2 separate regions of the Homo sapiens genome follow, and region 1 is linked to region 2. The links are chromatin loops, found by intact Hi-C in ENCODE. Cell type or tissue: mammary epithelial cell. All regions are shown on one strand. Links, peaks and the distances in the headings refer to the core of each region. The heading gives the core; the rest is flanking DNA. Region 1 holds the start of LINC00520 (long intergenic non-protein coding RNA 520). Region 2 overlaps LOC105370512 (a long non-coding RNA gene).

What was found. Peaks named below come from ENCODE experiments on the same cell type or tissue, not always from the same donor. Only the 100,000 strongest peaks of a DNase experiment are listed, where the experiment ranks them.
Region 1: it touches region 2 in a loop (14-fold over the local background); 1 of 110 quality-filtered maps calls a loop at or near these places.

The regions. Positions count from the first base shown.
Region 1 is chr14:55,793,415-55,801,995 of GRCh38, forward strand. LINC00520 (long intergenic non-protein coding RNA 520) reads right to left here and starts at 3,260. Exons shown (of 3, transcript NR_026797.1): 1 at 3,189-3,260; 2 at 1-42. In mammary epithelial cell, for the core only: no CTCF peak of the experiment used is centred there; a DNase peak (open chromatin) is centred at 3,337.
Region 2 is chr14:56,042,268-56,050,848 of GRCh38, forward strand. It overlaps LOC105370512 (a long non-coding RNA gene), which reads left to right. Exons shown (of 4, transcript XR_007064183.1): 3 at 1,906-2,023; 4 at 3,497-5,271. Among named protein-coding and RNA genes, the nearest start is that of PELI2, 72 kb to the right of the region's middle. In mammary epithelial cell, for the core only: no CTCF peak of the experiment used is centred there; no DNase peak of the experiment used is centred there.

The DNA.
Region 1 (8,581 bases), core at 1,418-6,417, 250 kb before region 2:
CACCAATCTCTCTGAGACCCCAAAGAGGGAAAAACAGCTTCCCTAAAAGGAAACACAATTTGTAGAAATGAATTCCACCCACATGAAGGATAGTTACATTTACATTAATTGTGCTGAGTGATTTAACCTAGTGTGTGAAACCTCCTCGTTTCAGAATGGGATTTCAGAAAAGGCCATGAAAGAGATCTTTTTCTTGCCACACCTCTTACTCCCCCAAACAAAAGGACAACCTGACTCAAAAAGAAATATCAGCTATCATTCTGGAATGCAAAACTTCTTGTGATAATAAAGGAAAATACTATATCGTTCCCCTATGCTTTTGCTTTTTACCAATAGTGTTAATAACAACAAAAAAGAAATTCAGTGTCAACTAGAACACTTATTCTACCTATAGATGGGTGTAGAAAACCCTTGAGATGTGCCCTAAGATATAAGCAATAATGACCTCTAGGTGAAGAGTTTATTAGTTAACTATTCCTGTGTAAGAAATTATCCTAGAATTTAGCAGCTTAACACAACAAACATTTATTATTTCACAGTTTGTGTGGGGCAGGAATGTGAGTGTGGCTTAGTTGTCTTGGGGCCTCTCACAAGGCTGCAGTCAAGGTGGTCAAGACCCTTGATCTGGGTCTTAGCTTAAGGCTTAACTGGGAAAGGCTGTGCTTCTACACTTCGGTAGCTCAGGTACTGGCTGTTGGCTATGGGCAAGAGATGTTAGTTCCTTGCCATGTGAGCCTGTCAATAAGGCTACTTCCAACATGGCAGCAAGTTCTGTGTGTGTATGTGAGAGAAAAAGTGGTGGGGAGAGAGAGAGGGAAAGGTCATAGGCTTTTTAGTAGTCTAATGTGTTGGGGGTCCACAACACTCACCCCCTGGCTTTGATGATTCAGTAGGAGGACTCACAGGACTCAGCACATAGTCATACTCATGGCTGTGATTTATTACCGAGAAAAGATAAAGCAAAATCAGCAAAGGAAAAAGGTGCATGAGGTAAAGACCAGAGGGAACCAGGCACAAGCTTCCAAGTCCTCTGACAGTGCAGTCACACAGGACAAACTTTACTCCCCTAGCAGTGAGCTGAAACACGTATGAGATGTTTGTCACTAGACAACCTCATGGAAGACCCAATTCCCAGGGTTTTTATTGTGGGTTAGTCACATTGACACCTGATGTCTAGCACATACCCATATTCTAGATTTCCAGAAGGAAGGCTGATGTTCAACATAACTATTGTTGGCACAAATAGCTTAGGCAGAAAGTGAGTCCTTCTTATCAGGGCATGGGGGGAACCCTTTCTCATGAAATGCAAAGGCCAGTCTTGAAAGCAGGACTGTCTAAGGAGAACAGTCTCAGGCCTGCTATGTTAACTCTTTTCTGCACACCTAATCTTAGAAATGACACCCATTGCTTTTTGTGTATTGTGTTCCTTAGAAGTGAGTCACTAGGTCCAGCCCCAGGCAAGGGGAGGAGCTTACAGAAGGACATAAATGCTGGGAAAGAAGTGTCACTGGGGGCTGTCTTAGTGACTATCCACTACACGGGGTGATTTTACTTTTTCTCATTTGTATTTTCTGTTTTTCTCTCTAATGATACGTAGTACTTTTATAGTAAGAAAAAGCCAGAAAAACATAATTATGTATACAACTTTGGTGGAAGAAAATTGGGCTTCCTGTTGGTACCATCTGCACACGTAGGTGTGGGTTTTTATGGTGTAATAATTCTCGATGGTGTTAGAGATGGTGAAGTTACCTATGAGGAAACATTGGAATGTTTCTAGTTATAAGGATAAGTGCTGGATTTAAAAAAAGTTTGGTGTTTTTAACAGCAGCAACAGTGGTAGAGGAGCTGAAGTTGACAATAATTTGCGAAATGGCAGGATGTGGAGGCTAAGGGAAACTCACCAGGCTCCAGGAAGCTTCAGACCAAGGCAAATATTGTGCCTTGACATGTTTGTCAAGAAACCCTGCAGGTCATTGTTTAATGTATGTCAATGTGGGGACAGCTGCAGGGACAGAATGAGGAGGTGTGTAGAGGGTGGAGGATGGAGCAGAGCACTTCTACCCTGGGCTGTGTGTAGGGGGCGAGTGGCAGGGTAGCAATTTCACTGCTGCTCTGAAGGGAAAGAAGAGATCTGGGAGAGAAGGATGAGGTACCTCTTCCCTCTCTGCTTTTCAGCTCAGAATTTCAGAGAGGAAGGGACTCTGGCCTGGGAGAGGAAGATGAACCTATCATATAATGACTGAGAGCTGTTGCCTGCTGGTCTAGTGTTATGGTAGTAAAGATGCCACTAAACTTCAGAGGTAGACAATGGCACAGGGACTCAGGAGTACCCTTGCTGTCAGGCATCAGAATCATGGACATTTTATGAGAGAGAGGTGGGGGGCAGGGGAGGAGAAGAGCAATGCATTCAGAAGGTCTCCTCTAGCATCCACAACACCCCACACTTGTTTCATCTTTCTTCCTCACAGTCATTAAAACCTTCTAATGCGCTATTATTATTTGATTATGTTTGTTTTTTGTCTTTTCTCTCCACCTTGATATAAGTTTTATGAGGACAGGGATTTTGTCTGTTTTGTGTCTGTTGTATAAACAGGCACTCAACAAACATTGTAAAATTGAATTAAAAAACACATATGCTAGTACTTCCCATTCATTGCCTTGCTCTGTTGCTTATTGGTATTTAAATAAAACTGCATGTGTTTGCCTTTTAACTTTGTGAATTCATCTGTAGAGCTCCATGAACTTTAAAACAGATTTGTCAATATTATAAGTAAAATAAGCTAGACACAAAAGGCCACATATTGTATGATTCCATTTATATGAGATGTCCAGAATACACCAATTCATAGAGACAGAAAGTAGATTAGTGGTTGCCACAGGCTGCGGGGCAGAGGGAGTAGAGAGTGACTGCTAATGGGTATGGGTTTCTTTTCTGGTATAATAAAAATGTTCTAGAATTAGATAGTGATAATGGTTGCACCACTCTGTAACTATACTAAAACCCACTGTAGGAGAGAAAAGTAATATACTTTCCTCATCTATTGCAAGGTTCATGACTGACACTCCTATAACAAAAGACAGATTAACAAGAGAAAAGGGTAACACATTTGTATTAGTTCTCATGCTGCTAATAAAGATATACCCAAGACTGGGTAATTTATAAAGAAAAAGAGGTCTAATGGACTCACAGTTCCACATGGCTGTGGAGGCCTCACAATCATGGCAGAAGGTGAAGGAGGAGCACAGTCATATCTTACATGGCAGAAGGCAAGAGAGCTTGTGTGGGGGAACTGCCCTTTATAAAACCATCAGATCTCTTGAGACTTAGTCACTGTCACGAGAACAGCATGGGAAAAACTCGCCCCATGATTCAGTTCCTTTCCATTCAGTCCCTCCCATGACATGCGGAGATTATGGGAGCTACAATTCAAGATGAGATTTGGGTGGGAACACAGCCAAACCATATCAGCATTTATTCAACCAAAGTTTTATAGGACATGAAAGACTTCAGAAATGAAGAACCCAAGACTCAGGGAAAAGTGTCTATTTTTGTGCTTAGGTTTGATGAAGAATGGATAGTCATGTAGAAGTATAATTGGTCAAAAAGAAGGTGTGGCCTAATGGTAATAAACTGAGGGGAACATAGCAAGGCCTGTTTGTTCTTTCCTCTGGGCATAGGGCAGGACACCTGTTACATGAGGGTCTTATGACCTACTTTCAGGGAAAGCAGGTCAAAGAATTCTCTTATGGCCAGCTGTCACACAGAAAGGAAGGAGAAGGTCTGAAAATGGCCTTCTTGTTTCTGTTTTCTTCCCAATTTCCGAGGCATTGTATTTTGCAGTAACATGTCCTGAATCCTGATGCCACTGAATTGTGTACTTGAAAAGGATGAATTTTGTGGTATGTGAATTATATCTCAATAAGATTGTTACTAATGACCCACAGATTTGTCATTAATTTCCCATGAGGTAAAGGCAGTTGTTTCTTTCCACAGATAAAACCTAATAATATCTTTCTGCAGATATATCAGGTAGCTTGTTGGCCACCTGATTTTTAACTCCTTACCATCAGGTGATATTAGGCAAGTTACTGGCTTGACTCCTGGGGCCTTATTACTCTCCTTTGAATAATTAGCACACTAATACCTACAACTAAGGGCCATGTGGGAGGTCAAATGCATTGGCCCATGCGTGAAGCCTACCACTGAGCTTAACAGATGGACAATGAGCTCAGTCCCTATCCTTTCCTCCTCCTACCTTAGAAGACCTGTAAAGCACCTGGGCCAGTGGCAAAGCAAGTTATTAGAATCTGATCACTGAGGTAGGATCCATTTCCTGGCATCTGAAATAACACATCACCTCTTGAAGCCTGTTTCTCTGCAGCAGTTCAGCATGCTTACGTTCATTAGTTGTCACAGAAAGTCCTTGTCACTTGCTCTTCGTTCTCATTAAAATCCAGAGCACAGGCTTTATGACTATTACTGAGTGCAGACAGACTCCTCCATGGCTTCCTGTTGGCCGGGTGGCTCTGCAGCCTTTCCCTCACACACAGCAGTGCACTGGCAGATGCTTCACCGCCAGTTCTCTGGGGGATATATATATTCCTGATTTGTAGCATGTGCCAATTTTCATGGTGTAAATACTCCCACCATGGCTAATTTCAAGCTACCAATGTGATATTACCGAACACAGAGTAGGGAGGAGATGGGCACAGCCAGCTCTCTCTCAAGATGTGCAAATGTGCCCCAGCATACCGCTGCCTTTGTGGGATAATTAAACCATCACTGCTTAGCAGAGCTTGTAGGCAGCTACTAGACACAACTGCTTAGAAAGAAAGGGGTTTCCTCACATGAATTTTCACAGCATGGCACCTCTGCTGGGGCTTCTGATTTCTGAGAGCTCAGCATGTAACACACAAAATTATGAGCTTGAAGCTAGGGTTGAAAATCTGCACAGGGATTTAGGGAGGAGGTGAAGAGGTGGTTAAGATCCCACAGTAAGCCTGTTTTGGAGCCGTATGTATTTTCACCATGTGTGCACTGGTGTTGGAGACAGCACATTCAGGTCATTCAGAAAGCATCAGACATTATGACTTGCAGCCTGGAAGAACTGAGTTTATGCATATTTGACAAGGTCAGAATCACATAACTAAGGTCCAAGGATTACAGGATGCATGATAAAGAGGAAGGCAAAGGTGTTTGGTGAGTTGGCAGCCTCGTACACAGAAGCTATGTAAACCCAAACTAAGGAAGCCCGCAGTCCTCTGTTGGGCTGGCCCATCCCCTTTGGGGTGGCAGGTTAAAGATGGAATGAGTTTCTGAGAGCAAAAACAAATACTGATTGAGGTGATTATGGAAATGATTTTGAATGCTGAGGCTGTTTAGAGACTGTAGGATGGAATGTGGAGGTGGACGTGTGCTGTTGTTTGCTTTGAGAATCATCTGGTTAAGGACAGTGGGTTGGTTAGAGCAACCTACCTTCTATAACGAACAAACCCCGGTGATTTCATACAAACACTGTCTTTCTCACATAACAGTCAAATGCAGGAGTTTCTTGTCTGGCTGGAAGCGAGGCAGCTCTACTTCAGGTAATCATTCAGAGATCCAGGTTGACAGTGCTGTCTTCAACGTATGACTTTCAATATTTCACTGTCAACAATATCAGCCAGCAAATAGGGGAGCAGCAAGGAAGGAGAGAAGGCATACCTACTTTTAAAAAGTATTTAATTAATTATTTATTTATTTTTAGAGACAGAGTCTCGCTTTGTTGCCCAGGCTGGAGTGCAATGGTGCAATCATGGCTCACTGCAGTCTTGAATTCCTGGGCTCAAGCAATCCTTTTGCCTTAGCCTCCTGAGTAGTCAGGGCAACAGGTGTGTACCACCTAGCTTGGCCCATTTTTTATTTTATGTTTTGTAGGGACTGGGTCTCCCTATGTTGCTGAGGCTGGTTTCAAACTCGTGGCTTCAAGCAATCCTCCCGCCTCCGCCTCCCACAGCACTGGGTGTCACCAAGCCTGGCCTCCTATCTACGTTTTAACCACATCTGTTCCATTCACATTTCTCTATGGGCTCCCTTTTGCAACAGGAGCAATTCTTGAACTGAGTGAGCATTAATTGAAGACTCTGTGCCTTTATGACAAGTTCTGTGACTTTTCAATCATTGAGTAGACTCTGGCTGGGCAGCCGCTTCCCAAGAAAAGACCTGCATTACAGAGGGGAACAAAATCTTTGGTGGGCAGTAAGCTCTGTCTGCCATAGATAGGAGCAAAATGTGCCCAAAACGGTGCTAACCAAGAGTTTTCTTTTGTTAAGACTATCTGTACTTAAACAAGCTGGACAAGTTAGCATTTTATCTCATATGTTTCCTTTCAGAGGAAACTTCACATTAGTCAAGACAGTGTGGTTCTATGTTAAACTGATAGGGCCTGGTGAATTGCCCTGGGTCTCTCCCCAGCAGGGCGGTTCTTGAGGGTGTGGCCTTTCAGCACTGGGGGAGCTATTAACTGAAGGCCCCCTGCCCTTCCTTCCATAACAACTCCTCTGATTCTTAGTTCCTGAGGCTCTTGTTAAATCCACTAATTTACTAACTCACTGCCCTTGGGATTTTAATTGAAACCAGCATGAGTAACATGCTTTGGCAATTATTGGGACAAATAAAGTTTCATCCTTTACCCCCAACTAAAGTCACTTGCTAAGGATTCAAACCTATTCCATTTCTTTTCATGCCCAGAGATTTCTAGATTTATTTCCTCAGACTCAAGCCTGGAAGACAATGAACAGTAGATTAACATATTGAAAACTGATGTTTTGGCCAGAGAAAATATCTGTTCCTCAGTGTTTTGCATATGTAGGGGCACAGTGATCCACTTCATTTGTTCTCCTCATACAGAAAAGCAGACAGTTAATTTAGCTTATGGCAATCAGTGTAGATGTCAGGCAAGTGACCGGGCAAGACTGTGGTGCTGATTGCAACAAACAATGGGAGAGAAGGGCCCGGCCATGGCTTTGAAACTGCCTTTGCAAAATTATGATGGTGAGAGAAATCTGACATGGCTCATTCCATCTTGTTTCTAGCCTTACAGGGTGGTTGTCTTTGCTCATTCCTGGGTGTGGGCCAAGCTGACTTTGGGAGAAATTTATAGTTTAAATGATAATAGCCCTTCCACAGAACTAAACTGTTCTTGTAAAACTAATGAAAGGGCCACCAAGTTAGGGGGATGAAAAGGGCTAGAATTACCAGCCATTATCCTGCAGCTCATAAGATTTGCAACTTCCCCAATTACTCTTGCAGATAACATCACTATTGTAGAACCTAGGACTGGCCTTTTGAGATGTCTTTTCAGGTTTTTGCATTTCTAACAATGGGACGGCCCCACCTGGACCTGCCAACCAGTCCTGTGGCCCCCACCCAGGAACTGACTCAGCCACAATAGGACAGCTTCAGTTCTTATGATTTCCTCTCTGACCCAGCCAATCAGCATGCCCCCTACCCTAGCCCCTTGCACACCAAATTATCTTTGAAAAAAACCCTAACCTATGAGCACTTGGGGAGATTGATTTGAGTAATAACTGTCTCCTCATGTCAATTGAACTCTTTCTTTACTGCAATGCCATGGTCTTGGTAAGTTGATTTTGTTTGTGCAGCAGGCAGGAAGAACCCATCGGGTGGTTATAGCTTGCTTAGGTGAGCACTGTGCAGAGGAGCATGAGTCATCAGCTATCCCCAAGATATTCACAGCTCTGTTCAAATGTGAAGATTGGCAACTTCATACTTTTCTTTTGATGATGTTCCAAAAGCCATTTGGTGGGCTTTAATATTTGTGCCCAAGATAGTCATTCAGATGAAACCTCCTTTGCAAAAATTGTAACAGTGAGAAAATTAAGACAGTGAAAGAGACCTGACCTAACTGACTCCATCTTGCCTTTAAACTCCAAGCTGCCTTTGTTTATTCCCGGGGTAGGCCAAGCTAACTTTGAAAGGAATTTAGTTTATAGTTTAACTTTGAAACAAAGATGATAACAGCCTCTCCCCAAACAAACTCTCTCCTTGCTTGGTGTATTAGTCTGTTTTCACAATGCTATAAAGATACTACCTGAGACTGGGTAATTTATAAAGGAAAGCAGTTTAATTGACTCACAGTTCTGCATGGCTGGAGAGGCCTCAGGAAACTTACAATCATGGCAAAAGGGGAAAGCAGGCATGTCTTACATGGCGGCAGGTGGGAGAGTGAAAAGCCCAGGGGAAACTGCAATTTATAAAACCATGAGATCTTGTGAGAACTCCCTGTCATGAGAACAGCAAAGAGGAAACCACCCCCATGATCCAATTACCTCCCACCAGGTCTCTCCCTCAACACCTGGGGATTACAATACAAGATGAGATTTGGGTGGGGACTCGAAGCCTAACCATATCACTTGGAGACCAGGTTGCCTTTGTAAAACCAACAATTAGTGACAAGATTAGAGATTATGGTTCAGGAGTCTTGTAGCTACAGGCCACAAGATCACTAATCACCCCAGTTGCTCCTATAGATGGCATCACTATCATAAAGATTGGTGTTTGAGATATTTTTCAGACTCT
Region 2 (8,581 bases), core at 1,943-6,942:
TTTAGAGTGCTTCTAAAGTACCTGAGTGTTGAAAACACTCCAGCACATTAGAGACTTAATCTACTTTAAACATTGCATACTAGATATATGCACAATGTTTTACAAACCAAATAAATACAGGTGCAGTTGTCCATTTAGGAAGAAAAGTCACTATATTATTCTAAAAGTACCCAGTTACATGATGTCTAAAGGGTGACAAACGCTAACTTGGCCCAAATCAATGAAGTTTTTCAACATTGTAATTATTTATCTGAATATACCAAATGCAAATGACCTAGGATACTTCTAGGAACTGAGTTGTGCCCATATTTTGCTTTGCAAAGGGTGGTAGAGATGTGGCTTACCTTGAGATGCAGATCTATTTGCAGGCGGTTTATTGGGAGTACGCTGAGAAACAATACCCTTCAGGAAATGAAGGAAGCAGGACTGGGCAGAGGGAGATGAACGGTGATGCAGTTGCAACAGAGTCCTCTTTTGATGCCGTAGGAACCTCTGGAGCTTGAGTGGCCCTTCAGAATTATGCAAATCGAGGAAAGGGTCTGAGCCTTTGTATAGCCACCACTACCCACATCCACACCCACACTCATGTTCCCTCTTCACCCTATGCACTGACCAGCCTGGGAGGGAGAGGACATAACATCGGGTGAGGTAACTCCCTTCAGCTCTTGGCAATTTTTAAAGGGTAACTTTGCTGTGACCCTTCAGCAGCCAACACCGCAGGAAGCTGAGGGAATGAGGGTCTAGATTCTAAAAGCAGGATTTGGGTGCTGTACCACAGCATCCACTACACCACATGAAGGAGGAACAATTCATACAACTTGACTTTAACCTTTTGGTTTGCTATATCTCAACCAAGTGCTATAGGTTCTATTGCAGATGCTCGTTGACTTAACAATGGGGTTACATCCCCATAAACCCATAAGTTGAAAATATTGTAAGTTGAAAATGCATTTAATACACCTAACCTACTGAACACCATAGCTCAGCCTAGCCTACCGTAAACATTCTCAGGACACTTACATTAGCCTATGGTTGGGCAAATCCTCTCACACAAAGCCTATGTTATAGTAAAGTGCTGAATATCTCATGTAACTCATTGAATACTGTACTGAAAGTGAAAAACAGAAAGGTTGTATGGGTACTTGAAGTATGGTTTCTACTGAAGACGTATCTTTTTTGCACAATGGTAAAATCAAAAAATTTTAAGTTGAACTATTGTAAGACAGGGGCCATCACCATCTGTAGTGGATCCTAATTTCAGGGCTGAACAAGTTACCTGTGGACTAATTGCCTAGGGTTCTTCTGTGGAAATTGGAACTACTATATGAGAAGTAGCCATAATGGGAGAAAAGAGTCACCTAGATCTGTTTTAAATTGAATATCCATGAACAACCTCTTAACAAGGCTTATACCACTTTAATACAATAGGTTCCCAACCCCTGTGACTTTCTCCCCTAGGGTCAAAAGAATAGCTCATTCACCTCTTGCCTATTGCATTTATCTTGATTCTCCCTGGGCAAGAAAGGGGAATCAATCTGGCAATTATGTGGACAATGAAACTCATAGGATTTTCTTCCTATGTACTGAAAATGAGAAATTAGAAGGATTATATCATATCTGTACTGAAAATGAGAAATTAGAAGGATTTTGCCTCAGTATTGGAACTTGTACATATCTTGCTTCTTCATGGTATCATAATATAGCACACTTGTTTCAAATCTGATTAAAATCCAGAAGTAAAAAATGTGTATTAATTGATCCATGCATTTAGGTGAATAATAAATTGAATCCCTAGATTGATTTTTCTGGGGAAGCCTGTAAAGTAAGAAATCTTGCATTATTTATCACTGATCAACCAATGTAATGTTTAAGGTAGCTGAACTGGTGTCCATTCTGTCTCCCCAGGGAGAAGAGCAGGCTTATTTAAGAGAGATCAGATTTTTTTATACAGTATCAGATTTGTACTCCAAGTCTTTCAAAACTTGACAGAAGGGTCATCCAAAGCTGCCTTCCTGCTTTCCAGGTGAGTAAACCTGAGTAGAAGGAAAGACAATTCCTCTGTAACCTTAGAAAGAAGACAGTAGACCCAAGTGAAACCAAGTGTATTTTTACCAATCAGATGAGTCATTTTTCCCACAAGGTTAATTATCGTTAATGACTAATTAAGGAGTCATGTGAAGTATTTATCTTGAATAATGTGGATCCATGTGGTTTGTGCTATTGGATTTTAGCTCTCTGCTGTGACAGCGCTCTTCAAAACACCATATTGAGGTTAAATCTCTTTGGTACTATATGCTAGGGTTGTGAAGCCTGAGGACATATTTTACAGTGACACTGGCCAGGTTTAGCCTGGCTTTTAGCTAACTGTGGAGCTAGAATTATTCTTGTTCATTTGAGGCTTCCAGCTTGGAATTTGAAGATAAATGAGTCAGTTCCATCTATTCTCTAGCAATTAACTGATAATTGGGATGTTTAATCGGAAAACTGACTTGAAGGACGTTAGCCTGATTAGATGCGTTGGCATGAAAAACAGGTTCTACTCCTAGTTCATCTACATTCACATGCTATATTAACACCCTAACTCCAGATCAAACCCAAATCCAGCTTGTTAATGAATATCTAAAAAATAAATGAATACTTACAAAAATGCTTTCTGGAAACTTAATAGATTTAGAAGCCAATCTTCTACAGACTACTTGAGTCACTAATATTTATTCTACAGTTACTTACAGCTCACCTACTTAGGGCAAGGAAGGTGCTTATAGGTATGTAAACATTAATAATGTAGCTTTTGAATTCAAGAAGCCTAAGTCAACCTAAGTTTTTCTTAGAGTATAAATCAAGGTAAATAACACCCTCAGTTTCTTCTCTGAAAATCAGACAACCACCCAACTTCTTGATCCATACCATGAAGACACAATGGGCATGCAAGGTTTGTACCAAAATAATCAAGACTACACCTGTATTAGGGTTCTTTAGAGGGTCAGAGCTACTAGGTATATATAAAGGGGAGTTTATTAAGTATTAACTTACATGATCTCAAGGTCCTGCAATAGGCCATCTGCAAACTGAGGAGCAAGGAGAGCCAGTCCAAGTCCTAAAACTGAAGAACTTGGAGTATGATGTTCAAGGTCAGGAAGCAGCCAGCATGTGAGAACGATGTAGTCTGTGAGGCTAGGCCAGTCTCTCTTTTCACATTTTTCTGCCTGCTTATATTCTAGCCATGCTGGCAGTTGATTAGATTGTGGCCACCCAGATTAAGGGTGGGTCTGCCTTTCCCAGCCCACTGAAAAGTCAATAGTTAACTCTAGGCATGTATTACAGTTACCTGGAATGTTTTTAAAAACATAATAATGCCTGGACCACTCCTTCGCTGTGTTAAATCAGGATATCTGAGCATGGGAACTTTGCATCGAGATTTTTGAAGCAGCTTAGAGATTTTAACATGTTAAGAAATGCTGACAATAAGCAAATACAATTTTATTTAACTTTAAAGGTATGAATCCAGAGCTGCAGTCCATAAGGCCATAAGAAATATAGGCATGGGTATAAAGGGACATGGAAGCCAAAAAGCCATCATCTGGCCATCTGAATCTGGCCCTGCAATTGTCTCTTCACTCATGAATACGTGATTTTACTTGCCAGCAGAAACAGCTGACAGAGGATAGCCTCTGCCTCCCATCTGCCTTCCAACCAAGCAAGTATCATTTGATGACTTTTCACCTCTGCAGAATAGTACGACACCATAAAAGAGGGGTGGAAATGGGGTTGAGATCTACAGCCTAAGTATCCCTCACTGACTCCCAATATAGCCAGGTGATTTGACTGGTTATTTATTCTTGGCCTCCTTCAAGGTTTTCACCTGACCCACACAAACCTTGGTGTCCCCGAGGTTCTATCCTCAGCCATGGCTTTTCTTGCCCAACAGGCTAACGGATGATTCATACTTGGAGATTCGTACTTGGGAGATCACCTCCATTCTCTCGCCCTCAGCTAGTATTTAACTCAATATCTGTAGCTAACACCTCTCCCCTGAACTTCAAATTAATATATCCAACTCTCTGCCAGACAGCTCCAGTTAGATATTCCAGGTAATGTGAAGTCAACCTATCACTAAGGCTGTACTTGTTTCTCTTCTTATTGCGATTCCAGTTACTATGAATGTCACCATCATCGACCCAGGCACCCAGGCTGCATTCCTCAACTATATGTAGAGCTCATTCCTTTGCCTCATCTCTCATATTCGCTATCCAAGAACTACCTGTTTTGTCATCTAAATCTTTCTCATTCATCTTGTCCTCTCCAGCCCTGCTACCACTGTCCTAGTTCAAGCCCCTGTCGTTTCCCACCTAGATTTCTGCAGCAGCTTCCTAGTTGATTTTCCTAGATCCAGTCTTCAACTCAGCTCTGTCTTCTGTGTAGTTGACAATGATGGTATTATACACAAGCTTGATTACATCAGCTACCTGCTCAAACCTGTTCCATGGTTCTTCAACACCTGTTGCAATGGCCTTAAACTCTGCTGCACATCAAAATCTATATAGAGTCTATTATAAGGCATTATCTTGGGAGCTTAAAACTATCAATACCTAAGCCTCACTTCAGACCAATTGAATCAAGTCCCTAAGGTTAGAATTTGGGAATCAATATTTTTAAAAAGCTTCCTAAGTGATTTTAATATGTAGCTAGTGCATATGAGGCCTGATTCTGTGTTGGTTGTCTGTTGCTACCCAACAAAACTTTGTGCAACAACTCAGTGGCTTAAAAAAAATCATCATTTTATTATATCTCACAGTTTTGTGGATTGCAAATTCAAACAGGGCTTGTCTGAGCAAGCATTTTAACAAGTCAACAAGTCAACATTTTAACAAGCTCCTCAAGTAATTCCTATCTACAGTGAAGTTTGAGAATCAGTGACCTATAGGTCAAAGTCTAACATGCTTAAGTTATTTGAGGTCTTATTTTATCTGGCACTGGCCACACCTTGTCAGCTTTAACACTCTTCATTTTTCCCCCTGGACTTTAAGATTCAGGAACACTAACTAACTTAGTTTTCTGCACTTTATTCTCCATGCTTTCGTTCATTGGTCTCTCTGTTCTTTGTTGTTAGACACCAACAAAGAAAATGTAGTAAACTTAAAGACACAGCAATTGAAACCAAAATTAAACAGAGAGAGAAAAGACTAAAAAAAGAAAAGAAAAGCAGAGCATCAGTGAGCTGTGGGATAATTTCAGGTGGCCTAATATATACGTTTTAGAGTCCAAGAAGGTGAGAAAAGGAGAAGTGAGTAATATATATATATTATTATATATATGTATTTATATATTTATATATATATTTATATATAAAATTTATATATATAAATATATATTTATAAAATATTTTATATATATTATATATAATATTTAATATATATAATATATATTATATGAAACTTAATGACCAAAATGTTTTCTATTTCTTGCAAATTATAATTGTACCATTTCAAGAAGCTCAATAAACCACACACACACACACACACACACACACACACACAAATGAGGAAAATGACACTGAGGACATAATCAAATTGCTTAAAACTGGTGATGAGGAGAAAATCTTAAAAGTGGCCAGGGAAAAAAGATACATTATTTTTAGGAAAACACAGGTTAAAATTTGCATTTAGTCACTAGAAACAGTGCAAGCCAGGAAACAGTGGAACAACATCTTTGGAGTATTAAAAGTTAACAAAAAATTCTGGAATTCTAAACTAGGGGTAGTTCAGAAATACTTACCAAAAACAAAGACTTTTGAACATACAAAAGCTAAAAGAATCCATCACCAGCAAACCTGCATTTCTATGACATTAAAGAAAGTCTTCAGGAGGAGGAAATTAGTCCACCAAGTATCAGATGGAAATCAGAATCTACATATAAAAGTATGAGGCACACCTGTAAATATAGCAAATATTTTTCTTATTTTTAGTCAATTCAAAATAAGTGGCCATCTAAAACCAAAATAGTAACAATGTGTTGTGAGGTTTATAACATATGTAGAAGCAAAATGTATGAGAACAATAGACAAAGGCCCAGAGGGGAGAAATGAAAGTATACTGGTATAAGGTTCTTGTACTACATGTGAAGTAGAATAATATCACTTGAAGGTAGACTGTGATTAATGAAAGATATATTCTGTAACCCTTAAAGCAACCACTAATATAAAACAGAAAAGGTTGTAACTGCTAAGCCAACAAAGAAGAAGAAGGAGAAGAAGGAGGATGTGGAGGAAGAGGAAGAGGAAAGCGGAGGAGGAAGAAGAAAGTGAGCATAAAGCCTGGAAAGGAAGAGGTAAAACTTGTCTTTACTTGCAGACAACATGATTGTGTATGGAGAAAATTCTACCAAATCTCCAATAACAACAACAACAAAAACAAAAACTAAAGCGGCATGATATGAGGTAGATAATTTAAAAATCAGTTGTATTTCTTTATACTAGCAGTAGACATAAATTTAAAGACAGTACTATTTACAATAGCATCAAAGATATAAAATATATGGGGGTACATTTGACAAAATATATGCAGGACTTTTATACTAAAACTAAAAAGGATTGTCAAGAGAAATTAAAGAAGACCTAAATAAATGGAGAGATACTGTGTTCGTGGATCAAAACACTCAATGTTGTTCATCTATCAAGTTGATCTATAGATTTAATGCAGTCCCAATGAAAATTCCAGCTGGTTTTTGAAGAAACTGACAAGCTGATCCTAGAATTCTAGAAGATCTTGAATGACCAAAGAAACTTTGAAGAAGATTCTACCTTTTTAAGAAGGTTCCTAGACATGATGCTGTTGCTAAGCCATAGACCACATTTTGTGTAGCAAGACAATACTGTATGAATATAACTAGATTTATATGTATCAACATAGATATATCTTAAAATAGTAGAAGGAAAAAAACAGTTTCAGAAAGATTTGTACAGTATGATAGCTTTGATGTCAAAATGTAAAAAACACAGAGTAGTACTATACATTGTTCACAGATACAAATTTAAGAGGAAAAAAGATTAAAAACATATACGTGGAGCTCAAAAAACAGGAAAGGTTGATTGTAAGAGGAAAGAAAAGGGAATAAATAGTGCTGAAGCGGGAAACAAGAATTTGCACTTTAACCCTAATTATATGTTTTATTTATATTAAAAAACCCTGAAGGTAAAATCTAGAAGAATAACATTTTTTTCCTTCTGTTGGATGTGTATACAGAATTTTATAGCATAAGGTAAACTTTGACATATTTTAAACTTATAAAACAAATGCAAAAGGAAATTCATTTCCCTTTCCAACCTATTACACATTACAACTTCTATAATATTAATAGTGCCAGATCCAACCTATTACACAGTTCAACTTCTATCACAACCTATTACAAATCCAGCCTATTACACAGTTCACCTTCTATAATACTAATAGTGCCAGAAACCTCCACACCCAGTACAAAGGTGGTATGTTGTTACTGGACCTTGAAGACAGCCTCACCAAAGCCTCACAAAATACAAGGTAGCATCAGATAATGTCTTGGTAGAGACCCTAGCACACTCTCATTTTTGTGGCCTCAGGCTCCCTAAGCGAATGCCACTTTGCAATGATATTTTCTTTCTTTAGTCATCAGCTTGTGCTCTAGTGTAGTTGAAATTTATGGACTATACATGTATATGACTGATGCAATTTGATTATAATGTGATATTTTGCATGTAGGTGGCAATGCTATGCTTCAAATGCAAGTGTGGGAATAGCTGTAGCCATATGATGTTAAAGGGTGGGATACTTTAGCCTGGTCACATATGATTTGACAAGACAGTGCAGCCTTCATGCCTGGCTGCTCTCTTTCAGAGACAGGTCAACATTAGCTGGCCTCCTGAAAGGAAGAGCTCCAGAGCAGTTTAAGGAATGAGGATAGTCCCTAGTTTGTATTACTATAGTTGCAGCTCCTGAGACCTTTTAAATTCAGGTTATTTCTTCCCTCAAATGGATAGAGAAGGACCCAACTTCCCAGGAACACATAGGCCGTCAGAACAACTCCTTCCTCACAGCCAGATTGCATTGAGTCCCACCTGAATTGGTGAGAAACTTTAGCCCTTTAATTTTATATGAATCCTCCCTCTTCCCCCAACTCGGTAATGGGAGGACAGTGAGTGCCATTAAAGTGTGGTTGTTTTTGATGTCTACTCTGAGTCTGTGCTTTTGTGTAGAAGAAAAAGGTCACACTTCACTTCCGGAATTAGAGAATGGATCTTAACCACACTGGGAGACTTAGTTGGGTGCAGGGCTCCCCTCAGCTGTGATGAGGGAGCCTCGGCTTATGATCCAGCCTTCCACTTACTTATCCAGCCTCTGCAGTCAGTGTCAAGCCCAGAATCTGCAGTCTGGGCCCTGGCAGGTTCACAGAGGTGCCCCTCTAGAAATGGAACTTGGCCCTTGTCCCTCTAGGCACCTGTGAAGGTGGGAATCCATTGCAGTCATTGTTGGGGAAACTGGAATGATGCCACTGTACCTTGAGGCCAGAGATCTTGTCACCACTCTGGCAAAAAGAGAAGAATGATCTT